7 separate regions of the Homo sapiens genome follow, and regions 1, 2, 3, 5, 6 and 7 are each linked to region 4. Evidence: chromatin loops called from intact Hi-C (ENCODE). Cell type or tissue: endothelial cell of umbilical vein. All regions are shown on one strand. Links, peaks and the distances in the headings refer to the core of each region. The heading gives the core; the rest is flanking DNA. Region 1 has its middle 56 kb from the start of MIR4454. Region 2 overlaps FSTL5 (follistatin like 5). Region 3 overlaps FSTL5 (follistatin like 5). Region 4 holds the start of LOC105377515 (a long non-coding RNA gene). Region 5 has its middle 290 kb from the start of LINC02233. Region 6 has its middle 300 kb from the start of FSTL5. Region 7 overlaps FSTL5 (follistatin like 5).

The links. A loop is a pair of places that touch in the nucleus more often than their neighbours do. Peaks named below come from ENCODE experiments on the same cell type or tissue, not always from the same donor. Only the 100,000 strongest peaks of a DNase experiment are listed, where the experiment ranks them.
Region 1: it touches region 4 in a loop (16-fold over the local background); 2 of 110 quality-filtered maps call a loop at or near these places.
Region 2: it touches region 4 in a loop (2.2-fold over the local background); 4 of 110 quality-filtered maps call a loop at or near these places.
Region 3: it touches region 4 in a loop (3-fold over the local background); 5 of 110 quality-filtered maps call a loop at or near these places.
Region 5: a loop joins it to region 4, with 8 times the contacts of the local background. A loop is called at or near these places in 7 of 110 quality-filtered maps.
Region 6: it touches region 4 in a loop (5-fold over the local background); 6 of 110 quality-filtered maps call a loop at or near these places.
Region 7: a loop joins it to region 4, with 9 times the contacts of the local background. A loop is called at or near these places in 10 of 110 quality-filtered maps.

What each region holds. Positions count from the first base shown.
Region 1 is chr4:163,035,415-163,039,821 of GRCh38, reverse strand. No RefSeq gene overlaps it. Among named protein-coding and RNA genes, the nearest start is that of MIR4454, 56 kb to the left of the region's middle. In endothelial cell of umbilical vein, for the core only: no CTCF peak of the experiment used is centred there; no DNase peak of the experiment used is centred there.
Region 2 is chr4:161,412,867-161,417,273 of GRCh38, reverse strand. The region is part of intron 15 of FSTL5 (follistatin like 5); the gene reads left to right. Among named protein-coding and RNA genes, the nearest start is that of FSTL5-AS1, 610 kb to the left of the region's middle. In endothelial cell of umbilical vein, for the core only: no CTCF peak of the experiment used is centred there; no DNase peak of the experiment used is centred there.
Region 3 is chr4:161,564,324-161,568,730 of GRCh38, reverse strand. The region is part of intron 8 of FSTL5 (follistatin like 5); the gene reads left to right. Among named protein-coding and RNA genes, the nearest start is that of FSTL5-AS1, 460 kb to the left of the region's middle. In endothelial cell of umbilical vein, for the core only: no CTCF peak of the experiment used is centred there; a DNase peak (open chromatin) is centred at 2,080; H3K27ac peaks cover 1,963 bases.
Region 4 is chr4:161,250,813-161,255,219 of GRCh38, reverse strand. LOC105377515 (a long non-coding RNA gene) reads left to right here and starts at 3,018. Exons shown (of 3, transcript XR_939409.1): 1 at 3,018-3,458. RefSeq lists a silencer at 2,426-2,475. In endothelial cell of umbilical vein, for the core only: a CTCF peak has its summit at 2,490; a DNase peak (open chromatin) is centred at 2,459.
Region 5 is chr4:159,485,021-159,489,427 of GRCh38, reverse strand. No RefSeq gene overlaps it. Among named protein-coding and RNA genes, the nearest start is that of LINC02233, 290 kb to the left of the region's middle. RefSeq lists a silencer at 1,896-1,975. In endothelial cell of umbilical vein, for the core only: a CTCF peak has its summit at 2,047 (motif pointing left); a DNase peak (open chromatin) is centred at 2,017; H3K27me3 peaks cover 869 bases.
Region 6 is chr4:162,463,091-162,467,497 of GRCh38, reverse strand. No RefSeq gene overlaps it. Among named protein-coding and RNA genes, the nearest start is that of FSTL5, 300 kb to the right of the region's middle. In endothelial cell of umbilical vein, for the core only: no CTCF peak of the experiment used is centred there; no DNase peak of the experiment used is centred there.
Region 7 is chr4:161,950,809-161,955,215 of GRCh38, reverse strand. The region is part of intron 3 of FSTL5 (follistatin like 5); the gene reads left to right. Among named protein-coding and RNA genes, the nearest start is that of FSTL5-AS1, 70 kb to the left of the region's middle. In endothelial cell of umbilical vein, for the core only: no CTCF peak of the experiment used is centred there; a DNase peak (open chromatin) is centred at 2,615.

The DNA of each region.
Region 1 (4,407 bases), core at 226-4,225, 1.8 Mb before region 4:
TACTTACCATTATTAATGAGTTTTATACATTCAAATGATTTCTTAGTGTTTGTTAACATCCTTTTCTTTCAGATTGAAGAACTTCCTTCAGCATTTTTTGTAGGACAGTTCTGGTGTTGATGAAATCTCTCAGCTTTTGTTTGCCTGGGAAAGTCTTTATTTCTCTTTTAGGTTTGAAGGATATTTTTTGCTGGATATAATATTCTAGAATTAAAGTTATTTTTCCTTCAGCACTTTGAATATGTCATCCCAGTCCTTCACGGCCTATAAAGTTTCCACTGAGAAGCCTGTTGCCAGACATATCAGAGCTCCTTTGTGTGTTATTATTTTTTTTTCTTTTACCACTTTTAGAATCCCTGCTGTATCCTTGATTTTTGGGAGGTTGGTTATTAAATTATTTGAGTTAAATAAGACTTTGGTGTTCTATGACCTTTTTGTACCTGAATGCTGATATCATTCTCTAGGTTTGGAAGATTTCTTTTATTTCTTTGAAGAAACTTTCTGTCCCAATCTCTCTCTCTCTACCTCCTCTTTAAGGCCAATAACTCTTATATTCACCCCTTTGAAGCCATTTTCTAAATTTTATAGGTGTGCTTTATTCTTTCTTATTCTTTTTACTTTTTTTCTCTGCCTGTATATTTTCAAATAGCCTGTCTTCAAGCTCACTTATTCTTTCTTCTGCTTTATCAACTCTGCTGTCGAGAGACTCTGTTGCATTTTTCAGTTTGTCAATTGAATTTTTCAGCCTTAGAATTTCTGCTTGATTTTTATTACAATATTTCAACCTCTTTGTCAAATTTCTTTGGTAGTATTCTGATTTCCCTCTCTGTGTGTTATCTTGAAGTTCATTGAACTTCCTCAAAACAGCCATGTTGAATTCTCTGCCGGAAAGGTCACACATCTCTGCCACTCCAGGACTGGTGGCTGATTCTTTATTTAGTTCATTTGGTGAAGTCATATTTTCCTGGATGTTCTTGATACTTGTAGATATTCATCAATTTCTGGACATTAAAGAGTCAGGTATTCTAATATTAACAGTCTGGACTTGTTTGTGCCTGTCCTTCTTGAGAAGGATTTCTAGGTATTCAAATAATTGAGTATTGTGGGCCTTGCGCGGTGGCTTACGCACGCCTGTAATCGCAGCACTTTGGGAGGCCGAGGAGGGCGGATCACCTGAGGTCGGGAGTTTGAGACCAGCCTGACCAACATGGAGACACCCCGTCTCTAATAAAAATACAAAATTAGCCAGGTGTGGTGGCGCATGCCTGTAGTCCCAGCTACTCGGGAGGCTGAGGCAGGAGAATCGCTTGAACTCCGGAGGCGGAGGTTGTGGTGGGCCGAGGTCGCGCCATTGCACTTCAGCCTGGGCAACAAGAGCGAAACTCCGTCTCCAAAAAAAAAAAAAAAAAAAAAAAAAAAAAAAAAAAATTGAGTATTGTGATTTAAGTCATTGGTCACTGTAGCCATAATTGCACTAGGGGGCACTCCAAGCCCAGTAACGCTGTAATTTCTGTAGCCTGGTAGAGGTACAGCTTTGGTGGGCCTGTGTAAGATCCAAGAGAACTCCCTAGATTACTAGGCAAAGTTTCTCATTCTCTTCCCTCACTTTCCCCCAAACAGAAGGGGTCGCTTTCTCTGTGCTGGGCTGCCTACGGTTGGAGGATGGGTGACACAAGCACTCCCATGGCCACTAGAGCTGACATCTCACTGGGTCACGTTCGCTCCAAGTCCACTGGCTGTGGTCCCACTGCAGCACCAGGACTTGCCCCCAGTTTTCTTGTGGCTCGACTGCCTTTCAAATTTATTCTAGGCCCTAGGTCACTTTAGTCAATTGGTGGAGCTAACTGGAAATCTGGTTCCTACTGCTGGGGTGGAGGATTCCTCTCTGGCCCAGAAATGGTCTAAATGCTTCCTCTGTGGGCATCAGTAGAATTCTGCCTTGTGTTGCTCTCCACTGTGACAAGGTAGCAGTCAGTTCCAATGCAGAGTCCCACAATTACTCACCATCCCCCAAGTACACATATGTTCTGTCTGTGCTGTGCTTCCAGGAGATGGGAGAAGGGTGGTGTAGGCAATGTAAGACTGTCTTTCTCACCTTCTGTGGTGCCTCTTTCCTTAATATGCCCTTAAAACCAGGTGCTGTCATTGCTCACCTGTATTTTGGTTCTTATAAGGGTGCTTTGTTGCACAGATAGTTGATCAATTTGGTGTTCCTGTAGGGGGAGGATCACAGGAGGGTTTCATTTGGCCATGCTCCGCCTCCTTCTGGATGTGAATCTTTTGAAATACATTTTCAGTCATTTCAACCCAATATTTATGTAAGCTAACCTTAGAAACTGACTTGTGTATCTCTGCATCACAAAATATTAAATACATATTTAAAATATAAGGAAGTATATTTAATCACATTACTGTCATTAAACATAGTAGTAACATAATGAATGTTAGTGAAAGGAAATGCATTATAGCATTAACAATTAAAATTAAAGGGTATTTATTATTCATCTTTATTACAGTCTTCTAAAATGTACATTTAACATTTATAATGTGTATCTTACTATAGGTAGTATATAATATATACTATTAACCCGTAAATAAATATCAGGATTAAATGCTATAATTTTTGCACTTATGGGGTATAAATTATATCTTTTAATATAAAAAAGATAAAAAAGGGATAGAGTTGGTAAAGAATATTTTCTTTAGCTTTTACACCCACAAACACGATCTTTAAATCCTGGTCATCCTTCCATTTTAAGGCTTTGAATTCGGGGAATCCTGCCTATAACCTGGCAGGTTAAATTCTGTGGCTGCCCCAGAAACAGGCATTGTGAGCTTATTCCTGAATCTTGACATGACCTAGCACTGCCAGCAATCAGTGAGAGCATGGCAGAAGAATGGCTCTCAGAACTGAATTCTTTGATTTACTTGGAGAGTGCTCCTAATGAGCCAAAAAAAAGGGCTTTTTTTCTTATATAACTTTATGGGAAGAAAGAAGCCAATAAGCATTATCTTATCTAAATAACATAGTGTATTATACTGTACATTTGTGTTATGGAGGATGGATAAAATGTCTAAAATTTCTTGTCCACTTAGTGTGTGTCTACTTTTAACAATTACTCAGTTACTCATGATAGCTCAGCAAAAATCTAGACTGCCTTAAAGGAACATATTTTTGATTATCTAAGTGGCAAATACATTTTTTAAAATAAAAAAATGGAAAATCATATGCTAAGATTTTAGATGGAGAAGCAGCCTCATCACTTATCTCTCCATTTCCCACAAGTCCTTTTTCATTTGATCCACAACACTTTTTAGATTTTTCAGCATTTCCTTGGTGCTCTTCACGAAAAGCCAAAGGCTAAGGATCCTCGATGGAATAGTGAGTCGCACACTTCACGGCAGCCTTGAGAATCTGAGGCTTTTCCTGAGATCTTAGTTTTACTTTTATTGGTTCTCTTTGATCTCATGTTTACAGATGGTCCATTAAAGCGCATACTGATTTCCATTCTTAATTACAGGATAGAGTACAGTGAATGCTACGTAATATATTCTGACATTCAGGTCATACCAATTTATTGAGAAAGCAACAAATTCATGCTAATGGTATTCTTCTAGATATAACATTTAACAGTTTTTATTTTATAGGAAAATAGGTTACACAATTCTCAATCTGAATTTTCTCTCTCAAAGTATATTTATAATCTATTTCCATGGTTAAAAATACATTGCATAGTATCATACTGTATTTGTTAATTTAAAGGATGAATGTTTTTTTCTCTAATAAATTATTTTTAAAAATGGGAACAATCACACTAAATTAAAAAAAGTCAATTTAATACTACACAAAATAAAGATTGTTACGGAATAAAATATTAACAGATACTTTTAAATCCATTTGTTTTTAAGGACAAATAATTTAATCAGTTGAAATGTATTATATCCTTTGTACATGGCAGGTATAGAGAACTGATTGATTAACTTGAGTGACATTTAATAATACAGTTTCATGAAGCATCTGGTCCTACTGCTGACTAATCGTATTTATTAGAGGTATAGAGAGTATGACATGGTTACCAAAACAGTGCTTCCAGCATCAGACTGTCTGGCTTTGGATTTCAGGGGTGATGTGAGGCAATTTACAAAGGGTCATTATGAAGATTTAATGAAATTATATACAGAATGTAATAGGCACATAGTAGCATGCATTAAATGATAGTTCTTATCATTAATTTGGTTTTGATGTTACTAGAAAGTTCTTTCTTATAACAAGTTGAAAACCAACTACCTGTGTTCCCCAACTTTTGTTCCTTGTTCAGACTTCTGTGTGAGCCTATATAATGGGATTTCTGGGGTATTTAAAGAAATTATCTCCATCCCTTCATTCACATCAATCTCCCTTTCAGT
Region 2 (4,407 bases), core at 244-4,243, 160 kb before region 4:
AAACAAACAAAAACAGTTAAATATCTATTTCATATGCTACTTCAGAATTAGGCTACTGTTGAAGCATAAAATAGCGTTATTTCTGCTTGTTAAATAAGCAACATAAAAAGAGACTGTTGAATGCAGAGATTTTAGTATAGCATACTGCATATGTGACTTTAAACTAAATAACATATAAACTAATGACATAAACCCAGTTTTACCATAGACAAATTAATATAAATATCACCAGTCTTCTAAATAAAAACCCAAGACACTTTTAATAATAAACATTGTATTAAATGTGAGCTATATGTAAAGATTAATAGAAAAGAGATAGGTAGAGATGAGCTTCTTTTAGAATATAGTCAATTTATTTACACAGAGTAGAAATTGCATCAATAATGGGTAATGGTTTCATGAAGAATCTTTCTTTTTTTTTTTTTTTTTGAGATGGAGTCTCGCTCTGTCACCCAGGCTGGAGTGTGGTGGCATGATCTTGGCTTACTGCAAGCTCCACCTCCCGGGTTCATGCCATTCTCCTCCCTCAGCCTCCCGAGTAGCTGGGACTACAGGCGCCCGCCACCACACCCGGCTAATTTTTTGTTATTTTTTGTAGAGATGGGGTTTTACCATGTTAGCCAGGATGGTCTCCATCTCCTGATCTTGTGATCCCCCCACCTGGGCCTCCCAAAGTGCTGGGATCACAGGTGTGAGCCACCACGCCTGGCCCATGCAGAGTATTTTTTAAACTTACAGAAATTAATTCAGAAAAATGTGCTGGTGGATTAACACATTGTATGTATCTGAAGCTCTCATGATGACAGAGCAAGTAATGATTTTATTCATATTTAAAATAAAATAGCCAAATAGTAGGGAAAGAAAATCTTGCATAGACATAAACACAACAAACAGAAAAAGCTTGTGAAAGATATATTATGACTATTTTAAAGTTGTTAATGGCACAAATAAATTAAAGAAGTTGAATGAAAGGTCATTGGCTCTGTCAGTTGTCTAAACTGAATTGTTTATTCTGATGAGCCATGGCAATCTGACAATACATTTAACCTTTCATACTCATCAGAGAAAAAGAACAGCATTTGGTGACCCTTCTATCACATGGAGCTTTTTAATTTTTCTCTTGGGATAATAACGACAAAATTATGTGTTGCAGTAGATCATTGTGCTTTAGGGAAAACACTTGCCATTCCATCTATATAGGTTGATGAATTGGCCTCAAAAAGCTCATCAACGAATAAAGATGTGGAATTAGAGTAAACATTGTCTTATGTATTGACTATGCTGAAATATTTCTCCATATGGCATTTTAAAAAATCTGAGTGCTGTGAATAAAGAAATGATCTGCGCAGGCTATCATCACTCACTTACCCGTTGTAGACATAAATTAAAGAACAATGTCAAATAGCAGCTGGTGCTTTGAAATGATATATATATATATATATATATATATATCCCCTATATGTATGATATATATATGTGTATATATATCATATATATATCCCCTATATGTATGATATATATGTGTATATATATCATACATATATATATCTCCCATATATATATATGTTCTCTCTCTCTCTCTTTCTCTCTCTTTCTCTCTCTCTCTCTCTATATATATATGTATCCCCTATAATACAACATATCTCTTTTTGAGTAGGTAAAAGATGAGAAATTATTTTAAAGCCAAAGCAGCTAAGTGGGGCTCAAAAGTGAAGAGACGGCCGAGCGTGGTGACTCACGCCTGAAATCCCAGCACTTTGGGAGGTTGATGCGGGTGGATCACCTGAGGTTAGGAGTTCGAGACCAGCCTGGCCAACATGGTGAAACACCATCTCTACAAATCTACAAAAATTATCCAGGCATGATGGTGGGTGCCTGTAACCCAAGCCACTCAGGAAGCTGAGGCAAGAGAATCACTTGAACCCGGGAGGCAGAGGTTGCAGTGAGCAGAGATTGCATCATTGCACTCCAGCCTGGGCGACAGAGTGAAGCTCCAGCTCAAAAAAAGAAAACCAAAAAAAAGTGAAGAGACAAACAATGCTGGCCCAAGCTGGGGGTGGGCAGCATTGTATATTGTAACTCTTAAATATATTTATGTATCTTATTTTCTCAGTGAAATGATATAAAGTTTTGAAAAGAATAAGCTGGTGAGTGATATTTGTATTTTTGTAATTTTAATGTATTTTCTTGACATCGTACCATTATTCTTAATGATAATAGGTATAATTTACTAAGCACCTACAATATATCAGATTTCAAACATACCTTTCCCTAATTTTCACTGGTTATGCATTAGTAGAAAGGAGTCAAAGAAACATTATTAAGAAAGAAACAAAGAAAAGCAGTAAAGTTCAGATAAAGTCACTTATTCAATATGTCACAAACTAAGACATAGGAGACCAGGACTCAAAGCCAGACCTAACTCCAGAACATGTGTTTTTCACCATACAAAGAATCATTAGAAACCTGAATCAGAATATTCTCTTTTGACATTAGAATTCATATCATTGTTTTAAAAAGAAAATAATGTCTGTTAATTTTTTTTCCAAATGCAGAAGGAAATGAACTGCCAGTTAATTTGCTTTTGGGATTGCTGATTTGTTGTTTTTAATGGGCTTAAATGATAAATACATTCATCTAGGTTGGACCTACATTGATTTTCCTATGTGAATTGCTAAGGATAAAAAGATTCAGGACACCAGACTGATATTCTAATGTTAAATAAATGGCCCCTTTGAACTCAATACTAAAATTACACCAAAGATTCTAGAGACATGACCCTCTGACGCTGGTAGACTCAGAAGATCTCTAATGGCACACATTTTAATTTATTTTAACTTATTTCAGGTGAATGATCTAAATGTATGAATAATATTTTGTCTCGTTTTATTTCTACTCCTAATGACTATTATGGTCTTCTACAGATGATTATGGTTTTTCAATCTGTTAATTAAAATTAAGAGTGGATTGAAGATGTGGTAAAACTACTATTCAAATGTGCCACAAGACAGAGACAGGATTCTACATCATCAGTGTTATCTTGAGTTAGAATTAAACATTGATTTCTACTTGTTTTCACTATGAATTACTTTTAGCTTAATCATTAATTAATATTTAAAATTAAATTATTTACTTTAATTTTTTATATTGAAGTGAAATTCACCTAACAAAATTAAACATTTTATTTATTTTTATTTCAACGTTTTATTTTAGATACAAGGGGCATATCTGCAGCAGATATTTTACTTGGGAATATGGAGTGACACTGAGGTTTGGAGAATGGGATCCTGTCACCTGTAGCTAGCATGGTACCCAGTAGGTAGTTTTGCTAACCCACTCTCCCGCCCTCCACCTTTTAGTGTTCATCAGTGCCTATTGCTCCTGTATTTACGTCCACATGAAATGCTTAGCTACCGCTTACAGGTGAGAACATGAGGTATTTGGTTTTCTGTTTCTGGATTAATTTGTTTAGGATTATGGCCTCCAGCTACATCTATGTTGCTGCAAAGGACATGATTTCATTGTATTTTATGTCTATGTAGTATTCCATGGTTCGTATTTACCACGTTTAATTTATCCAATCTATCATTGATGAACACCTGGGTAGCTTTCATGTCTTTGCTATTATAAATAGCACAGTAATAAACATATGAGTTCATGTCTTTTTGGTATGATTGATTTATTTTCTTTTGAGTATATGCTCAGTAATGGGATTGCTGGATAAAACGGTAGCTCTGTTTTAAGTGTTTTGAGAAATTGCCATACTGCTTTCCACAGTGGCTGGACTAATTTACATTCCCATAAAAAGTGTATAAGCATGCCTTTTTCTCCACAACCTTGCCAGCATCTGTTGTTTTTTGGCTTTTTAATAATGGCCATTCTGACTGGTCTTAGATGATATCTCATTGTGGTTTTGATTTGCATTTCTGTGATGATTAATGATGCTGAACATTTTTTTTCATATGCTTCTTGGCCACTTGTGTGTCTTTATTTTTTTTTTTTTTTTTTTTTTTTTTTTTGAGAAGTGTCTATTCATGTCCTTTGCCCATTTTTTAATTTTTTTCCTATTGATTTAAGTTCCCTATAGATTCTGAATATTAAGCCTTTGTCAGATGCATAGGTTGAGTTATCTTCTCCCATTCTGTAGGTTGTCTATTTGTTCTGTTGATAGTTTATTTTGCTGTGCAGAAGCTCTTTAGCTTAAAAAGGTCCCATTGTTCGTTTTTGTTTTTATCGCAATTGCCTTTGGGGACTTAGTAAAAAATTCTTTGTCAAGGCCAATGTTGAGAAGAGTTAGGTTGTTGTCCAGGATTTTAATAATTTGAGGCCTTACATTTAAATCTTTGATCCATTTTGAATTAATTTTTGCATACAGTGAAAGTTAGGGATCCAGCTTCAATCTTCTGC
Region 3 (4,407 bases), core at 182-4,181, 310 kb before region 4:
GCCATTTACTGATACATAAAATAACTTATCTCTGCCTTAGCCTTGATTTTTAAACCAGGCCAAACTTGATCTGTGTAATTCAAAGCTGAATAATGACAGCTCCTACATAGGGTGACCTGCTTCCTAATGTGTATATTTGTTAGACATAACTCTGCCTGCATAAACACAGCTATTCATTTATGGGGAAAACTTACCCAATAGGATAACATTAAATTATGCCATATTTAGTAAAGCTTAAGACCCAAAGCCACCTGCGGAGGCTGCAGCATATAAAAGCTAACTTCCCTACTGTAAAGAAGATCAGCTCTAAGGCATATACCATCAGGGCTAAGTTACCCGCTGAAGCTATTTCAAAAGCTTTGATTCTTCCTGGTGTTACTGTGTCAACTGCACTTTATTCTTTGTAAGTTTCTAGAGCGTTCTCAAAGCATCAGATGTTGCACATATAGGAGATCGGTAAAGAACACCACTCTCTTCTTCCTCCTGATCCTTGTCTTCAGAACCAATTAAGAGAAAGATGCAATAGTGATTGACATAAAGGACAAAATATTACCTGCATTGTGGGTAAAGCTGCCTAGAGAAGGTGGTTGAGATATATGGCAAATATGGACTCCAAAATTTGCCAAGTCATGGGCGTCGCTGGGCAACCCTAGACTTCAGCACACGGAGACAGAGCCAACACTGCTGATCTCGTATTGCCAAGAGAGCAGAATAGAATGCATCCTCTTTTCAGGCAGATCCAACACATGAGAAAGGATGAGTTCCATGTGCTCAATCTTTCTAAAAACACACCAAGCCAATGATTCTTTCCTCTTCCTACTTTGACCAAATGGGAAGATCGTTTTAGAAATTAAGTTAGCAATAAAACAGAACATCATTTTAAGGGTTGAAGGGAGAAACAGTCCTCTACATGAATCAAAGACGTGTAGATTCTCTTGTTTATAGGAGCAAATCTCAGATAGGTGACTCATTCTCAGATACTATTATTTTTTATTCACCTATGATTGACTTAGACTTAAATTCATTCAGCTAGAATTCTTTTACATAGGTAATTGAATGTACTGCATCTTGTTTTTGATATTACAAAGTTGTTTTCTTCATAAAATTATAATCTGGTTATATCTACACATAGATATTTAAATTAGCATGATATGGTTTACTGGACTAGGAGTGATATATCATAGATTACTTCTATGTATACAAGTACTGGGTAATGTTACAAAATGCTCATGAGGTGGCCAGCACTTAAAAAACAGTATAATGACTAATTAATGTAATGACACTTGTATAACAAGAGAGTGGAAAGAAGGTTAATGTGATAATGAGGCTTATTTGATCTTAAAGATTTAACATGAGGGCACTCTCAAGATAGCTTAATTAGATTTTAAGCACCTTTTGCAATTTGCATGTGTACTTGTTAATCCATATGTTTTAAAAATAAATTTTATTTTATTTAAATTAATGAATTTATCTAATCTCTTTCTCTGTGTTGTTTTACTGCTAGATGCTTTCTCAGATCTTTATTGTGTGTAATTTATGATTATTTCTTCCATATTATGTTTAAATTGTAGTTCAATTTAAAATAGTACAATGACATTTCTAAAGTTCAAAACAATAGCTTCAGATGGTTCGGGCAGTGATCACAAGTTATGACTGGAATTATCTAATTAGTCTTTATGTTATTTAGCATACTTTATTGTATCATGTAATACATAGTAAATTTGATTTCATTCATTGACATCTGTGTCATTTTTAAACTTGACCAAATGGGAAGAATGTTTTAGAAATTAACAGTAAAACAGAGCATCATACGTAATAGTAATTCAGAAAATAATTTGCTGCCTCTGGTGCACTGGGAAAATATAGAATACATTTTCACATGCTATACCTAGGCTTTTATGAGTTCTCCAGATTAATACCTTTTAACGCTTTTCTTATACTTATGAGTAATTATTATAATTCATTTCCTTGATTTTTGCTACTCCCTCCTTCCCTCCATGAGATACGAAAATATGTTAGTCATCACTAATCATCAGGGAAATGCAAATCAAAACCACAATGAGATACCATCTCACACCAGTTAGAATGGCCTTTGTTAAAAAGTCTAAAAACAACAGATGCTGGCAAGGCTGCAGAGACAGGAATACTTACGAACTGCTGGTGGGAATGTCAATTAGTACAGCCACTGTGGAGAACAGTTTGGCGATTTCTCAAAAAACTAAAACTTGAACTACCATTCAATCCAGAGATTCCATTACTGGGCATATACCCAAGAGAAAATAAATTGTTTTTTCAAACGATATATGCAGCCCTATGTTCATTACAGCACTATTCACAATAGTAAAGATGTGGAATCAATCTAGGTGCCCATCAACTGTGTATTGGATAAAGAAAATGCGGTACATATACACCATAGAATACTATGCTTAGCTTCCACTTATAAGTAAAAACATGTGGTATTTGTTTTCCATTTCTGAGTTACTTCACTTAGGATAATTGCTTACAGTTCCATCCAAATTGCTGCAAAAGACATTATTATGTGTGTTTTTTTTTAATGGCTGAGGAGCATTCCACGGTGTGTGTGTGTGTGTGTGTATATATATATATATATATATATATATATATATATAGTCCAAAAAAAAAGAAAAAAACAATAGATGTTGGCACAAATGCAGTGAAAAGTGAACACTTATACACTGTTGGTAGGAATGTACATTAGTACAACCTCTATGGAAAACTGTGGCGATTTCTCAAAGAACTAAATGTAGATCTATCATTCAACCCAGCAATCCTACTCCTACATATATACCCAAAGAAAAACAGGTCATCATATAAAAAAGACATCTGCACACATATGTTCACCATAACACAATTCACAATTGCAAAGATATGGAACCAATCTAAGTGTCCATCAACCAATGAAGAGATAAAGAAAATATCATATATATGTGTGTGTGTGTGTGTGTGTGTGTGTGTGTGTGTGTGTGTCTCAAGTTATACTACGTTCACAAGAAGGAAATCAGCACTCAGGCTAATCTTATAACAGAATAGGTTAACAATTAAGTGTTTTCATGCCATAGCAAAGATATTTTTCTGACCCACATGGGATTTTTGACATTTAAGTGGCGGGCAAACAGCAAGCTTTTGCATATTGCAAAAGGAAAACAGCCTGAAAAGGTACCAAGATTTCATTTCTGGCCTGCTTAAATTTTCTTTTAATAATCAAGACTGCCACTTGTGTAAGATAAATAATTATATATGAGGATCAGAGAGAAAAATGTGTTAATGCAACTAGCATTTTTTCCCTCAAAAACATATATATGTATTTATTTCAATATATTTATTGAGATTACATTAAGTTTATGTGGATTTCCATTTACTTGACATTTACTAAGCAAACCTACTTCTAAGAATTTAATGCCAGTCAAACATTTCATATTAATCAAATGCAAAAAGATGTTCTTATGGCTAATTATAATAAATATGATGATGATGATGATGATGATAGGCAAGATATGTCAAATGAATCCCAGAAATCTGTATAGATTGGAGGGCTTTGATTAGTTTTCTGTTAATACGGAGGTCTGAGAGGCACTTATGAATTCTTTGCTTTCGGCCCCACATTTTCAGCTAACACAAATCATTTTAAGTAAACTTTGCCAGAGGATAAGTAGAAGGTTCCCTGTACTGTGGCTTCTATGATAGTGATTTGGGAGTGTGTTTTATAACAAAATACATATAATTTTGTGCATCATATAGTTTTATAAAATATTATCAATAGAAAATATATCATTTGTGACTATCAGTGTTCTATCACTATTATAGATAATTTATGCTATTGAATTGGAAGTTTCCTCCAGCTCATTTTTTGATTTAACACCAGTGAATTTTAGAATAAAAACAAATAGTATGCAAGCAGAACACCTAGTGATAACACCACTCCTGACACCCGCAATAGGCATCTCCCCTACAAATGCTACTCTGAGTTAGAAGGCATTAAATAATAATAATAATTATGTCTTTGGAAGTATCTAAAAGTTTATAAATAATAAAAATGCATTTAACAGTAATTATCATGTATTAATAAAAGATTAAAGATTATAAGTATCATTTTGAAAGTGAATATTTACAGGTGATACATTACTATGTCAAGGAAATAGTAAATTGTTTATTGAAAGCAAATTTTTAGGAATAAAAATTAATAAATTAATTATATGAGTTAATTAAATAAATTATATTAGTTATCAATTAATATATTTCAGCAAATATTGTTATATTTTAGCAAAACATATGGTAAATAGTAGTGCCATCTATTGATAAAACTGAAAACTGCAGTTTCTCCTTAAGAAAACACTTTTATATATATATATAGGAATACAATTCCAAAGCTAATGATTCCTTATTGTT
Region 4 (4,407 bases), core at 198-4,197:
GCAGAGCATTCAGGATAGGAACAAAGCCTCTGGTAGCAGCTTTGCAGGCTTGCAAAGTCCAGGATCCCCAAGGTGCATTTGCTAGTTGCTATCAGTGTGGCAGACCAGGGCATTTTAAAAAGGAATGCCCAGGCAGCAAGACAAAGCCACCTCAAACCTGCCCAGCCTGTGGTGGAGACCTCTGGAAACTGAACTGCCCCCAGAGACAGAGATCACTGGGTTCAGAACCAGTCTCTCAGGTGGTTCAGCAGGACTCATGGGTCCCAGGGCTCAAGCCCCAGTTCCAGTGGCTCAAACTGCCATTATAGCACAGAAGCCCCAGGTGATTCTGGAAATTAAAGGAAGGAAAGTAAACCTCCTTCTAAACACTAAAGCTGGTCTCTCTCTTTTCTCCTCTCTAATCCAGGCCTCCCCTCTTCCCATAGCATGACTGTAAGGGTCATCTCAGGAAAAACTCTAATCCAATATTTTTCTCAACGTTAGTTGCAATTATTTACACATGTTTCCAGGCCATAGTCACGATAGCACTACTAGTCAGAAAAGCCTCCAAATTAGCCCTAGGACATAATTTAACTGTTTACACTCCACATAAGGTGGCAGGATCACTGTCCTCTAGGGGGAACTCTTAGCTAACAAACAGTTAGTAAAGCAAGCATTCATAAGGTGGGATAAGCAGTAGTCGCTCTAAATAACATCTCTCCCCAGCCAGAAGTACTCAATTAGCTGGGCTAATTGCTCTTTAAAAAAGCACTTAAATTAAGCAAGGGAAAGGTAGCTAACAGTTACACTAACTCCAAGTATGCTTTCCTAATTTTCTGTGCTCATGCTGCCATTTAAAGGGAAAGGCATTTTCTTATCACCCATAAATTCCTATAAAATATCACCAGGAAATTAACCGTTTATTATCCTCAGTTTTTCTTCCATGAGAAATATCAGGGATGTGTTGTAAGGAACATCAAAAGGAAACAAATAAGGTAGCTGAAGGAAATAGATTAGCTAATCAGGCAGATAAGTCAGAGGCAAAAAGCCTCAAAGCGTTAGTACAGTTCAAGCCCCTTCTAATCTAGGAAGGCTCCGTAAGAAAAATTAAACCTCAGTATCCCTTACAAAAATAAAATAGGCCACTTGTCAAAGGCATTCTTTTAAGCCCTTAGGATGGCTACAGTCAGGATGACAAACACTATTTGCCAGCCTCCAGCCAATGGAAAGTCCTTAAAATCCTTCACCTAGCTTTTCACTTGGGAAAGGATAAAACTTCAATGTGCTCAGAGATTGTTTTCAGGCAGGAAGCCTCTAAATTGGTTAAGCATGTAAACTTTCTAGCTCACTTCCAACAGAAACCACCTGTATTTAACCCAGGAAATTTGGTATTAGTGTAAACTCTCATCTCTGTCTCCTCCCCTAACCCAACCTGGGAAGAGCCTTACACTGTTTTTCTTTCAACCCCCTCAGTAAAAATTACAGGAATCGACTCCTGGATACATCACCCTCAAGTCAAGCCCGAAGAGCTTGGGAGCAACCTCTGACAGCCCAGAGGAACGTCTTGAATATCAGTGTAAAAAAATAGAAGATCTTAAGCTGAAAATCATAAAAAATAAGTAACTAAGGGCTACCCATCTTACTCAGTCCCACTCCTACCTCACCAAATATTTTATTGTTTCTACCCTTTCCTCTCAAATTCACCACCAAATATTACAACTTCTTTTTAACACATATTTATAGGAGATTTTCAAATATACATAGGATCACATTTGTAACTTTTTAAATCCCCAAAGGAAAATGTTATATATTGGCAAGTAAAGTTTTAGAGAAAAATTATTTACTACGCCACTCTTGTGGGAATGATTATAGTCACGCTATTATTTGCAATAGAACTATACACTGTGGCACCTACAATGTGAAATTCTCGTTATAAAATTCTAATTGCTGTAATATTTTGCCTGATTATTATCCTTATAACAGGATTAATAATTGCAGAAAAAATTAATCCAGATTGTTTTGCTTATAGCAGAAGTAATAGTTACTGATAAGAAATAAGCATAAAAGTTTTACCATCATTAAGTTTAATAAGATTTTTTACTGAAGTTTGGCAGTATAATGCACTCTAAGCTATGAAAAAAATGTTGTAAAGAAAGAAATTTTATGTAAGGAAAAATTTTGTATGGTAAATACTTGTCCTAAAAAGAAATGACTGGTTGTTTAAAGAATGAGTATTTAAAACAAGTAAAAACGTTTAAGTATGTTGTAACAGAGTCTATACAAGTCATAAAACAATTCAATAATTAAAGAAAAGGAATTGTCAAAATTAATGCTAAAGTTATTTTAGCCACCCAATAACGTATCTCTCCCAATCATATTACAAGTTATAAAAATGGCCTAAGCCTAAGGTTATTCTCTAGTGGCAAGCCAAGGGGAAATGTATGCGTTTCTCAAGAAAAATGTTACTTTCATATTAACGTTTCTGGTAATGTACAGCAGCATCTAGTGGAGGCAAACCAGTATTGCAATCCACTGGTATAACTAACAGGTGTCAACAGGTATAACTAACTGGTATAACTAACAGTTAGACTATAACTGTCAGTTATAGTCTAAAGGACCCCTATTAATGGTGGTAATCTTAATGCTCGTATTCAAACCCTGTATTTTAAACCTTCTTGTCGAATTTATCACTTTTCACCTAGAAGTAGCCAAACTCCAAACGGTGCTGTGAGCAGAGCCACACATGGACACAGCATTATTCTGAGAACCCTTAGATAAACCTCAGAAGGCCAAACTGCTGAACCCCCTACACAACACCCCTTTTCAGCAGGAAGTAGCCAGAAAGAATCGTCATCCAACACCCCCTAACAATAATTAGACCTACTTCTCTTTGAGGGGGGAATAATACAGGAGTTATTAAGAAATTATTTTAGGCAGCTAGATGGGGTAAACGTTCTCGGTGGAAACTAAAAAAAAGTTGGCTTAAAGAGCTAGACCGGCAAACTTTGATACGCAAATGCCGGAAAATAGAAACTGGGTCTACCCAACATGGTGATTCCCACCATCTTCTCCTTGTCACCTGGTGTACCAAGTGTCATGGCTGCCCCCACGTAACGCCATGTGTTCAAAACATCATGTTGACCTGTATTTGCATATTAAAGGCTAGGGTGGGAGGGCAAGGTTTTTTCGGCTACGTGAACGACACATCCGGTCAAACCAATCCCCTGAGCCCTATGCAAACCAGACACTGCCTTCTCCAGCTTCCGGATATAATGGACTGCCTTTCCGCTGCACACAGGGTTCCTCTTTGTTCTGAGCCCCTGTCCCTCTGTCTCTGTTTTCTTCTGTCTTTCTTCTTTCTTGCCTGTTAAACTTTTTACTTCTTAACGACCACTCCACATGTGTCTGTGTCATTACTCCTAATGGCACAAAACTAAGGACTCTGGTGTTCCTGCAGTCATGGAAGCTGCATCACTATTGTGAGTGGAATGACTTTTTTTTTTTCGATTGTTAACTGTTGGTGTATGGATATAATATCTATTAGGCATATATTGTTTACAGTTTAATTCCAGTCTTTTATTATCTTTTCTGTCTTCTGCCTATTTGTTCTACCCCTTATTAAAAGGTGGATATTTGAGTCTCCAGTTATTACCGTTAAGCTATCTATGTTTTCCTTCAGTTCTCTCAGTTATTGCTTCATGCATTTTAAAGCTTTATTAGATCCTATAGGTTTGTAATTGTTGTCTCTCCCTAATATTTTGACCACTTTATCACTTAAAATGTCTTTCCTTCTCTCTAATAACATTTTTTTCTCAAATTGTATTTTTTGTTATTAATAAGCCATTCTAGGTGTCTTTTGGTTACCATTTGAATTATATATTAATTTCTACCCTTTAACGTTTAACTTACTTGTGCCTTTTATATAAAGTGTGTCCTCATACATAACATATAATTGGATATTTTTTCTCTTTCTTTCAATACATATCTTTTGATTGGAACGTTCAACAAATCTACATTTAATAAAATTACTGATAAATTAAGATTAGTTGTATTATTTTATAAATGTTTACATATGTGTGTATACATATATATATATATCTCACGTTTATTTTAAATTTTCTCCTATTTCTATTTCTGCCTTCTTTTACGTAAAATAAACACTTTTTAGTTCTCCATTTTATTTTCCTTGTTTTTCCTTTTAATATATATTGTGAGATATTTTCTTCATGATTGCTCTGGGATTACAATATTTATATCTACATAAAACTGTATTTTTTGAGGGATTTTTTTTTTGCTGGGTGTAATTATTTTAGGTGATGATCTTCCCCTCCTCTCCTCTCGTCTCCTCTCGTCTCCTCTCGTCTCCTCTCCTCTCCTCTCCTCTCCTTTCTCATTCTTTCACCCAAGATAGAGTGCAGTGGCACCATA
Region 5 (4,407 bases), core at 304-4,303, 1.8 Mb after region 4:
GAATTTAGTGCTAAAATCCTAAACTAGGGATGAACACAAAAATGACTATCATTTCAACCCAGCAAAATGTGTTCACCATGATTTGTAAAGCACCATTGGCACATGATGTTATAAGGAAAGTCAATTAATGTTTTGAGAGGTTGAATCCTGCCATTATCTACCACTGAAACTAATGTTTACAAAAATGTCTTTGCCTTTTGTTAGCTGTCACTAAATTAATTTTCATTATATAGTTGTGCATTTTTTATCTAAGAACCCAGCAAAAAAAAATATCATTTCTGGGAAATGAGAAGAAAATACACAAGTAGAAACAAAATAAGAAATTTGTGTGTTTCTTAGAAAACAGGCATCAATCAAAGCATAATATCTTGAAAAAAAGAGATGACAGACCCCTCGGCACACTAGCCTCACCCTGCTCTGGGAACCACATGTTCAGAAGAACATGAACCAATGTAATTCATTCAGATGTAGGAAAGATTGAAAATGATATCATACTTAAACAATATAATAAAGATCTCTGGGGGATCTTAGTGCATTTAATAAAGAGAAAACCTGAGAGATTCAGAGTAACTCCCTTCAAATGTATGAAGGACTACCCTGAAGGGAAATCAGTCTTCTTGCATTGACCCAGTAGGAGGAGAATATGCTCCAGTCAGTAAAAAGACTAGTTATTAGATGCTTTCTTCCATCTGACTATAAGGCAGAGCCCTCTTACAGCCAGAGCTGTTCAAATGAAGAAGACTTATGAGTCCCCATCTCAGCAATGTATAACTATAACAACATATGACCAGCTAACAGAGATGCCATAGAAAGTATTCGAGCATCAGGCAGGTAGTCGAAATGGTTGAATTTTAATGTTTCTTTGTCCTCTTTGACCTGAGATTTACAGTCAAACAGCAGGGGAATTAGGAATTTGCATCAGCCTGTGAACCTCCATTTCGCCATCCTTGAAATGGTGTCAACGTCGGCCAAGCACTGTGGCTCACACCTGAATCCTAGCACTTTGGGAGGCCAAGGCAGGTGGATCACCTGAGGTCAGGAATTCGAGACCTTCCTGGCCAACACGGTGAAACCCTGTCTCTACTAAAAATACAAAAAATTAGCCAGGCGTGGTGGCGGGCGCCTGTAATCCCAGCTACTTAGGAGGCTGAGGCAGGAGAATTGCTTGAACCCGGGAGGTGGAGGTTGCAGTGAGCCAAGTTCTCACCACTGCACTCCAGCCTGGGCAACGAGAGCAAAACTCCGTCTCAAAAAAAAAAGGTGTCGACATCATAAGGCCCTTTTGAAAGTTATCAGACATACACGTGTTCACTGATAGCTTAGGGCAGAGCATGACACCATCCTCTCTCAAGAATGTTAGCTGCTACTTTTATTACTGATCCTTCCCTCTGAAGGTCCTTTCAGGGAATGTATTCAGGAATCCAAAGACAAAGAATCGATAGGGCACACGTTTCTTTATAGCAGACATTGAAGAGAAAAGGAAGCACAGAGTAGCTGTAAGAAGAATGGAAGAATCATTGTGGGGAAAACCTGGTAATCTGAACTTTTCTGATGTTTTAAAAATGCATTTTACAAAAATGTTTGAAATATAAGGGGCCAGGAACAGGTTTTAATGTTCTGTACTTGAAGACGGCAAAGGAAGCCTGACTGGAGGCTGGCCTCTCTGTTCTGGGTCTCTGAAGTTAGATCAAGAGCATCTGAACTCAACAGGGAGTTTCTCCCCCTTAGGTATCTTCCACTTTCCTCTATTTATGTCATCGGGTACAACCTCCACTCCCAACTGAGTCCATTATTCTTCACTCCCATACATGTAGCAGAGCTCCAGAGTTGGCCCTGAGGTTTTCTCCCTTTACCCAGTGAAGAACATCATTTCTGGGAAGTGAATTGCTGTGTTTTGGTTTTGAGTTAGGATTATGAGTGAGTTCTGTGTGTGTCTCCGCAGGGCAGCCTGAGACCTCGCACCGGAGTGTTTCCCCTGCGTTTCAGTGCTGAGAACCGACAAGCCTCATATCTGTTTTCTGGTTATTGGGTGACCCCTGCTGGTCAGTAGGAGCTGTTACTGCCTTCTCTAACTTGGATTTCTGCGTTTAATTCCAGTTATCAAACTGTGACTGCCACTTTCCACGATTCATCTCACCTTGATTTAGTTGTGATAACTTCCACTAATACCTGTTGTGCATTAAATGTCATCTTTATTGCATTAAATGCAGAGTTTTTTGAAAACACCTACCCATAAAATGGTTAAATCCATAGCAAAGGAAAACATCTTTTTGTTACAGTCTGTGCTGGTGAGTCTTAATGATTCAGAGGTCTCATGCTGACAGAGAAGATGACAATTTTTATATTTTCTTGAAAAATACTAGTCGGCAATAAACACAGGGACTGCCATATTTTGAAGCCCAGCTGGCAGCACAAAACAACATTTGCTTAACTTCTCAGCCCAGCGCTCTCATTGATGGAACATACATAGATACCCAAGCATAGCACACCATGATCTATGGCTTACACAGCCAGAAAGGATTTTAAATAAGGTTAAAAACATCCTCCCATTTCAAAACTCAACACCCTATCCTCCCTAGACCACTCTATCTGTAAAACCACTAGCATTTGTCTATTGAATACCTTTTTATTTGGTGCACCTATGATGTAAAAGACTTGGATTTCGTGTAGGGAAGAGAATGACAAAGTAATAGGTAGAAATGGGAGAAAACAGTAATATTTCTGCAGCAACGATATTTAATCCACATCTTTTGAGCCTCTTACCTGTTCATTTGTGTTAAATAATTTATTTCAGTGGATCTCAAGTTTCTTTTACTTTCTCATCTTTCTCACAGCTAAAGTAAAATGATAGCATATATAGAATTCCCTTAGTATTGTAATGACTAGCAATATCTCACTCCCCACCCTGCCCCACTCAATAATCCCCTGTGAGCAAAAGTGAACCTTTAAAGCAATTGTATTGGACACCCCTATGAATAATAACAACAGCTCACTTTAGCTGGAGCTGAGATGGGCAAGCTCAAGTTCAGCCAATCAAATGTGTGGTCCTTACATCTCTTTAGAGAAATTTATAGGGAAGCTACAAATGTACAGTAGACTCAGAGGTCATCAATAAAAGAAAATGCAGGGAAAGGGAAGGAAGATTGGACACTTATTGGCTATATGGATGTGTATATGTACATGTGTATGGGTTTATAAATGTCCTATGTAAAAAACAAATATTGATAAATAAATGTCTGTAACCTAAAGTGAAAGGTAGAGTCAAACCATTGACTAAATAAGTTCACAGGATTTAAATGAGAATATCTGTTACCTCGTAATTTCACACTGTCAAATTTTAGGCGCATACAACAGGAAGGTGATAACCTTCCTCTCTTTAGACTTTGCAAGTGAAGCTATTATTTATTCTTTTTATTCATACTTTCTCTTGAAAAGTCAATTCTCCATAGACCCTGAAATATTTTTGGTGTGTGTGTGTGTGTGTGTGTGTGTGTGTGTGTGTGTGTGTGTGTGTTTTAAACTCTGAATTCCCATCTCTGTTTGCCTTCATTTTCCTGGCAGTGAAATGCCTCAAACTGAATACAATATTCAAGGCTTTTTAAGAAGGTCCTCATGACTTTGTAATAGTAAAGACCTTGCCTAGGCTTTGAAAGTCAGCCTGTTCAGAGAACAGTAAGTTCACAGCCTTATCCATTTAAAGTCTTATCACAACTCTGCTTTTTATTTATTGGTATGCCTCTTTCTCTCTCAAAGGTCTTTCTAGTTGATGCGGTTCTTATAACATCTTGACCCTTTCAGTAAACTTTAATTTAATTAAGTTTTCTGCTTCTCTGTGTATCCTCTCTTAAAGTTTTCACTTTTTGTTGATGCTTTTTTTTTAATCTGCTCCCTTTTCCCATTTTCCAATACTTCAGTGACCCTTAGACCTTTAGAAAATATTTGCAAATCTATACTGACTTCTTATTTATTCATGGCTCTTTTCAGCAATGTTCTTTTCTTTGTAAAGAGCTCAAAGCAACTAACAAAGCTAAGGTCATACTTAAAACACACATCTTATAACAACTGAAGAATAAAAGGAAAAGAAAATGAAAAAATATTTTAAGAGTCCTAAAGATACTCAGAATTTATTTAAGTTATGTTACAAGGTACATCATTCTTTTTTCAGTGAAATAGTCTTGTCCTTTGAGCTGTATCTCTTTTTCCATTCAACTTGAGATTTTAAATTTTTTTCAATTTTATGAGAACTAAATTCTCCAGATATTGTGAAATTTATCTTACTCTTTTTGAAAAATCCCTGCTCAGTTGCCTTATTTCACAATTTCTTCCCTGAGGGTATCAGTGAAAGTTTGCTTAACAACCTGTATCTCAACTACACACTCAGCTTAGCCTGGAGAGTTGCTAAGCCGC
Region 6 (4,407 bases), core at 86-4,085, 1.2 Mb before region 4:
CACATAACAATATTAACCTTAAATGTAAATGGGCTAAATGCTCCAATTAAAAGACACAGACTGGCAAATTGGATAAAGAGTCAAGACCCATCAGTGTGCTGTATTCAGGAGACCCATCTCACATGCAGAGACACACATAGGCTTAAAATAAAGGGATGGTAAAAGTGTTCCTATTTCTCCACATCCTCTCCAGCACCTGTTGTTTCCTGACTTTTTAATGATTGCCATTCTAACTGGTGTGAGATGATATCTCATAGTGGTTTTGATTTGCATTTCTCTGATGGCCAGTGATGATGAGCATTTCTTCATGTGTTTTTTGGCTGCATAAATGTCTTCTTTTGAGAAGTGTCTGTTCATGTCCTTCGCCCGGGACTGTAAACTAGTTCAACCATTGTGGAAGTCAGTGTGGCGATTCCTCAGGGATCTAGAACTAGAAATACCATTTGACCCAGCCATCCCATTACTGGGTATATACCCAAAGGACTATAAATCATGCTGCTATAAAGACACATGCACACGTATGTTTATTGCGGCACTATTCACAATAGCAAAGACTTGGAACCAACCCAAATGTCCAACAATGATAGACTGGATTAAGCAAATGTGGCACATATACACCATGGAATACTATGCAGCCATAAAAAATGATGAGTTCATGTCCTTTGTAGGGACATGGATGAAATTGGAAACCATCATTCTCAGTAAACTATCGCAAGAACAAAAAACCAAACACCGCATATTCTCACTCATAGGTGGGAATTGAACAATGAGATCACATGGACACAGGAAGGGGAATATCACACTCTGGGGACTGTGGTGGGGTCGGGGGAGGGGGGAGGGATAGCATTGGGAGATATACCTAATGCTAGATGACACGTTAGTGGGTGCAGCGCACCAGCATGGCACATGTATACATATGTAACTAACCTGCACAATGTGCACATGTACCCTAAAACTTAGAGTATAATAAAAAAAAAAAATTTAAAAAAAAAAATAAATAAATAAAGGGATGGAGGAAGATCTACCAAGTAAATGGAAAACAAAAAAGGCAGGGGTTGCAATCTTAGTCTCTGATAAAACAGACTTTAAACCAACAAAAATCAAAAGAGACAAAGAAGGCCATTATGTAATGGTAAAAGGATCAATTCAACAAGAAGAGGTAACTATCCTAAATATATATGCACCCAATACAGGAGCACCCAGATTCATAAAGCAAGTCCTTAGAGACCTAGAAAGAGACTTAGACACTCACACAATAATAATGGGAGACTTTAACACCCCACTGTCAACATTAGACAGATCAACAAGACAGAAAGTTACCAAGGATATCCAGGAATTGAACTCAGCTCTGCACCAAGCAGACCTAATAGACATCTACAGAACTCTCCACCCCAAATCAACAGAATATACATTCTTCTCAGCACCACAGCACACTTATTCCAAAATTGACCACATAGTTGGAAGTAAAGCACTCCTCAGCAAATGTAAAAAACAGAAATTATAACAAACTGTCTCTCAGACCACAGTGAAATCAAACTAGAACTCAGGATTAAGAAACTCACTCAAAACTGCTCAACTACATGGAAACTGAACAACCTGCTCCTGAATGACTACTGGGTACATAAGGAAATGAAGGCAGAAATAAAGATGTTCTTTGAAACCAATGAGAGCAAAGACACAACATACAAGAATCTCTGGGACACATTCAAAGCAGAGTGTAGAGGGAAATTTATAGCACTAAATGCCCACAAGAGAAAGCAGGAAAGATCTAAAATTGACACCCTAACATCACAATTAAAAGAACTAGAGAAGCAAGAGCAAACACATTCAAAAGCTAGCAGAAGGCAAGAAATAACTAAGATCAGAGCAGAACTGAAGGAGATAGAGACACATGTCTCTTCTTTTAAATGTACTGATCCCATTGATGACGTAAGCTCTCTGTGTCTCTTCTTCAAAAGGCACTAATCCCATTCATTAGGGCCCTGACCTAATCACTTCTCAAAGCTCCCATCTCCAAACACCATTGCATTAGGGATTAGGCTTCAACATATAAATTTTGGAGGGACACAAACATTCAGTCCATGTCATTTGGTATTATTTTGCAATAAGAGGTCTCAGTCATTTAGCTGTAGAGATGTTTACCTATACGTCTAGTTTCAGGGGATACAGTTCTAATCTCAACTAAAAAATTATAAATTAAAGAATAGGGAATTTGCTGGCCTCTTTCTGGCCTTGTCCTTAGGCAAGGAAAATGGGGACATAGGAGTAGGCTTGGACAACAGGGGAACATATACCTCCAGGTCTTTTCAAAATGTCTGCAATGGATCTCTCTCTATTTCCCCAATGTGAAGATTCCTCCACTTTGAGGTTGGAATTCTTATGTACCATGGACAAAGTAACTTTTCAAGATTATATAAGGAAAGTTACATCTCCAATACTGAAAGCCATTACTCTTCTGTGCTGAGATTAATGCTTTTACCAGGAGAAAAATAATGGGCAACAGAAACCCAGAAAAATGTATCAGATTTGGTGATTTGGGAAGCAGTCTGATTGAAGATGACATACACCAAGAGAGACCCCAAACTGAATCGATAAGCAGTTTACCAAAGGAGCTGCGTTATCAGAAATTCCAAAATAATAAAACAAAATATTGCAATTCATGTAGCTAACCAATTTGGAAGTGAATCTTCAAGTACCAGTCAGAAGTAGATTGTTGTGATGATAATGTCTCTACTCTTACACCCTTGCGGAAATTCTTCTTCATTACTTTTCTTAGTGTAACATTTAATCATACCTGACAAGTAAAACTCTTGCAGCATCAAAGACACCAGGATAAACTGAAAGCTCAGTGAAGGCAGATGTTTGTCTAATTTTGTTCACTGAAAAATACTCAATGCCTAGAACAGTTTTCAGAATACAGAAGATGCTAAATACCTGATTACTGAATGAACAAATGAAGAATAGAACGCACAAGCAGGTGCCAAGAAACAGTCCATTTCCAAAGAACTGAGTTCCTAAGCTGATTCCAAGGACATTCTTTGGTCCTTTTACTCACCTAACAAATCCTTACCCTCTAGGATTCACAAAATGCTATAGGATATACCAATATATTTTGGGAATATCTTTTCTTCATTGCCTCTTTCTAAATATGGGTGTTTTTTAGTTGTCTTCTTTTTTCTTCCATTTTGTATGTCTTTTTCTTTTTTGCTGTCATTTTAAGATCACAGGCAGTATTTCATTCCCTCATGTGTGAATACAGCTTCAAAGACCCTCTCAATCTCCTTATTTTGACTGAGTCTGTTTCTATAGGACATCAGATTCCATTTTTTGGAAGAATATACGAAGTTCAATAGACTCATCATGTACTAAGCAATTATTGGGCCATGTATTCAAAACAATGATGCATTAGCTTTGAAAACACTTACATGGATTAGAATAAAGTTGTGGCTTCCACAATCAACAGTAATTCCTATAATTTTAAAAAATTCTAAATATACATTAGTCAGTACAACACAATAATAATGAACAATTCAGTAAACTAAAATATTGTTTGTAAATATTTAATGCACATATGCATCACAAAGGTAGTAAATTTGAACAACTACATAAGGAGTATGACAAAATATACAGGTATAACAACTATTAATTTCTGTTTATATAAATTTACTCTATACAATTTTCAATGAAATATATACTGTAGTAATTTATCTTTACATCTCGATTTAACATGAAAAATTTTATAAAATATTGTGTCATTCAGCCACTAATGACTTTAGAATAACCCCTTTAAAAATATTTTCTTCATGGTTTTCATACACAAATTTGTAAGGTCAGTATGGTCACAAGAAAACATTTGCTAACAACGTCAAAATTAATCATAAACAGGAGAATAGAGTTTCCTTTGTAGATGATTTTCTGTATTATCCTACTTGTAAAGGAGCCATAAAAGAAAACTGCTCACTAATTGTACATTAAGAAATTATCCCCTGAGTCCTCGTTAATTTCTTCTTGACAGGTTCAGTCACAGTTCCCATAAGATGTCAGAAAAGGTAAGTCAAAAATGAGAAAATGTCAGTTGTGTTCTCATAAATTTCTTTTCAATCAACTCTTTCGTAAATACCTCACTAACTCTATCTCATCTTCAACATTAAAAGGAAAATAAATGTGCTGTGTTGCGCTGTAAGCTTGGCTTATGAAAATAAATTCTCACTTAAGAGAGCTTTGTTTGTGTCATCTACACAGAAGGGACTAAGTGATCAAAATTTTGAGCAGGAATACATGGATAAAAAGTACTAATGAATACCAGGTGGATAAAAAGCACTAATGAATACCAGGTGTTTGATGAGATTCATTTTTTTTTCTTAAATTACGCAAGTGTCAATATACTGCCTACGGAAAAAAATGCTT
Region 7 (4,407 bases), core at 135-4,134, 700 kb before region 4:
AGGGGACATTGTTTTTCCCTCAGTTACTCTGTCTCTATCTATACAAGTATAGAAATAAATATTACCTATAGAAAATTATACATTTCATAATTTTTCTCATAAATTATATAACTTAAGTCATTTTTATATCAACATGGCACAAAAGTCTTATAAGAGTAAAATCTGCGGGTACAATTTATTGTTTTAAATGTTTGCATTTCTCAGTAAATTTCCCTCATGCATTTTACTGTGTTTTTCAATGCAGAAACATGTTGTCATTATTACTTTATTGTATATTACAACTTTTATCATTGAATTTTGCTTGTTTTCCCATTTAGTATCTGGTCTTAAATTCCACATTATTTTTCACATTATCTGAATTTATTATGACCATCTTCAATTTAGTTCATTATATGATTATTTATTTTTAATTTGCTAAAGACATTTGAAACACATTTTAATGTTCTGTGTTTAGTGATTTTGGTTCTGACAGATGCATGCAATGTGTTTGGTATAGGTGAATAAAAATGTGATAAAAGAAGGAAGGAACAAAGGACAAACTTGCCTTACTGGAATATGAAACCAAGTGTAGCATGATGATAGATGATAGACAGATAGGTGATAGATGGATATATACACATGTAAATACATACATACAGACATACATACTTAGAATGTAAAGATATATTTTACAAACATACACACATGCACACATACTTTACAGGTATATCCCGATATGCAATGGGTGGTCTGAAGGGATGAAGAGAAATAAACATCTACAGGCACTAATTTCCAACTAGTTCATAAAATTATCTGTGCTAATTATATATAGCAAAATACTGGAGGCATTTTTGTCCATAATTTTTTGTGGAAATTTTGAAATGGCCTCTTAAAAACATTTTAATAGCTTTACATGTATTTTGATTCATAGGGTGTGAATATCTTTACTCTCATTTGAAAAAGTTATTTGCTAACATTAAGAAAAATGCCACTTGTTTTTCACTTTTCAGAATTTGAGATGACACTCTAATTATTAATGTATATTGTGGATCTGTCCCTTAGTGATTTAAATCCTTTAAAAAATTGGATACATCTTCATTTTTTTGTTTTAAATGTTATTCTAGGGTTTATCTATAATAATAGCTGGATTTTGTAGTATATTGCAATATTTGGCAACATTATCCTCTAACACATAATACTTTGTTGAATAATGAATGCTTATTCTGTGGTCCATTTAGCATATAATATCTCAGTATATTATGTTGTGTAGTCAATCAAAAATTGTTTCATTTGCATTTGTGTCTTTACACAATGGATATAAATTACTCTTTGGCAAAACCAATTTCAAATTTAAATGCATTTTTTGGAAGCTGTTACCAGAATTTACCAAGTTATCTAACTTATAATTATACAGAAACATTTGAAAGTCATTGAAAAGAAAATTCTCCGTGGGATAATTGCAGGGTCTGAGATACACAAACTGAAGCTATTTTGTGCTTTTTGTTCCCTCTGGGTTTAAAATATTTGTTCTCATTGAAAAAAATATGTGCTTGCTAATTCTATGGCTAACTAAAATTGTGTAATCTTATTTAAAATAATATAAAATGATTATTTGCCTTTACCAAGGCAAAGATAGCTTATCTACTTAAAAGAAGTATGCAAATTCTATGAAATGTGTGACTAATCAGTGAAATGAGTTTATATTTGGTTGCATACAACCTATAAAGTAGCAATCTCTATTATGTATCTTCTATATGCATGAAACAAATATCTTGCGCATAAAGCAAGTTGTCCTATATTTTATAGTATTTTTTTCCAGGTTATTTAACCATAACTCATTACAACTTAATGGAATATGTGATTAAAATTAAAAGTATACATTTAAAAGTTTTATAATATTTATAATATTTTATAGTTATCTAGTCTTACTAAGTTTTACATGGGCTAATTGTAAAGTTAAGCAAACATTCAGTACTATTCTTGAAGTTGTGTATGTGACTTGAATTCACAGACTTGTATAGTATATTGCAGAATACAAATCTTATAATACAGAGAGCAAACAGACATATTTTAAAAATATGCTCTGAAGGACCTACTTAGATTGCCTGAGATAACTGCTAAGGGGAGAAAAAGAACTAAAATAATCCTTTGATCCAGCCATCTATCTTCAGGGCCTTCAGGAACATAAATGTCTAAAACATTTCTAAGAATTGTGTCTTGTCTTCATGAAGATAAGGAACCAAGCCTTGAGCCAGTAGTAAATGATCATATAATTTAATGTATGCTTAGTTCTCTACACACCCATCATATTTTTGTAACTTCTGAATGTTTGTAATGATAAATTTTATGTTTTTAAGAATAAAATGATATTTCTTAAAGTTATGACTATAATGACTAAAGTTGAGTTACATAATGATAATTTCAGAAGCAATTAATGGTGAGATTTCACTTACCTGGCCAGATAGAAATTAAAAGGTCTCAATTAATACCCGAATCATTATTTTATTCTCCAGTCTAGCACCATGCTTTGGCATCCTTTATCTATTTGTTAAATTAAAAATGCATTTAATTAATGTATTGAATTTAAATATTAAGGTAAAACACTAACCATGTTTATTTTCAAAGCCAGGTGGCGTGCCTTCACTACATAACAATTTTATGAATCCAAATAAGACATGATTTCTTACACTTTTTAACAAGCTATCTGATACCTAAATTAAAGCTTAACTAGAAATTTCAGACATATTTTGAAGCTTTGGCTAAAGGTACCATGCAGTATTATTTTTCCTACTATTATATGATGAGTTAAACTATTTTCTGCTGAACTCAAATTAGTCTATAATGATTACCTGAAAACCACTGCATCATATTCCACCTTCTTTATTTCCCCTGTCCTGATTTTTATCTTCTCTCTCACTTTTCATCCCTAGTTCCCTTGAGGCATATTTTTCCAATAAGGTAAAAAATAGAGCTATCGATTGTGGCTGACAAGTGTCAAAAGTTTTTTCTATCAAAAAGAGAGAGAAGAGAGCAGCTGATAGTCTGATCAAAGCTGGTGAGACAGATGGTGTCACATTTTAAAGAAAGATCCATTATTTGACTTCTTATAACCCTTAAACTCCCTTATTTATTTGTCAAGTTATATTTCTGGAAAGCTTTCTTCTTTCAGAGATTATTTTTAATCATATTATATCAAGATACTTATATTTTCATTACCATCACTGAGTAAAGACACAATACCTAGAAGAATATTTCAAGTGAGTTAAGGAATCAATGAATTTGTTTATAGTACATCTAAATCTTTCTCGTAAAATGTGAAGCTATTTTTATCTATATACTTGAGAATTATGCTAAGATATTCATACAAAAATTTGTTCATATAATGATATAATAATATATGGAAATTCATATGTACAAAGTAGGTAACTTTAAAATCTCAAAGTACATTTCAACAATTTTGCAGCAAACTATCATACAAAGCTTTTTAGTCAAAAGTAATAGATCTTAATACATTGTGATATTTGACATTTAAAATTTAGTTATACAATTATGTATAATATGTGTAATTTCTCAAATAATTTAAATATTAATAACTAGGTTAATTTCAAAGCTATCTCTTTAGTTCAGGATTAGTTAGTACACATGTAGTATCAAGCATTACATACTTCTGCTTCTAAGATGTAGAACGTTGCAAATAATAGTACTTTTTACTCTAATAATGATAAAAAGACAGAGAAGTGACTATATCATTGTTAAGAAAACCCAGCAGAGGTTTGGGGATGTAAATCACCTTAATGAACTAAAATCTCAAAGAGACAAACATTTTTTAGTAGAGAAGAGATTTCTGACTGCTTTTAATCCTGGTGGAATACTTGAAGGAGGAGAAATTCACCAGAGAATAGGGTTAAGAGAAATGAGTTAAAATAGAAGCAGTAGTAGTAGTGTATTAGTCTGTTCTTACACGCTAATAAAGACATACCCAAGACTGGGTAATTTATCAAGAAAAAGAGGTTTAATGGACTCAAAGTTCCACATGGCTGGGGAGGCCTCACAATCATGGTGGAAGATGAAGGAAGAGCAAAGGCACATCTTATATGGCAGCAGGCAAGAGAGCATGTGCAGAGGAACTCCCCTTTATAAAACCATCAGATGTCATGAGACTTATTCGCTGTCATGAGAACAGCACGGAAAACACTGGCGCCGTGATTCAATTACCTCCCACTGGGTCCCTTCCACAACATGTGGGAATTACGGGAGCTACAATTCAAGATGAGATTTGGGTGGGGACACAGCCAAACCATATCAAGTAGTAATAATAATAATAACATCAATAATAATAATAATGGCCAAGTATTTTCTGGCATGATTGTTTAGAATCCTGAAGGGCCCCCATCTCCAAGCAGATGTGTATCTACCTGACAACTCTTT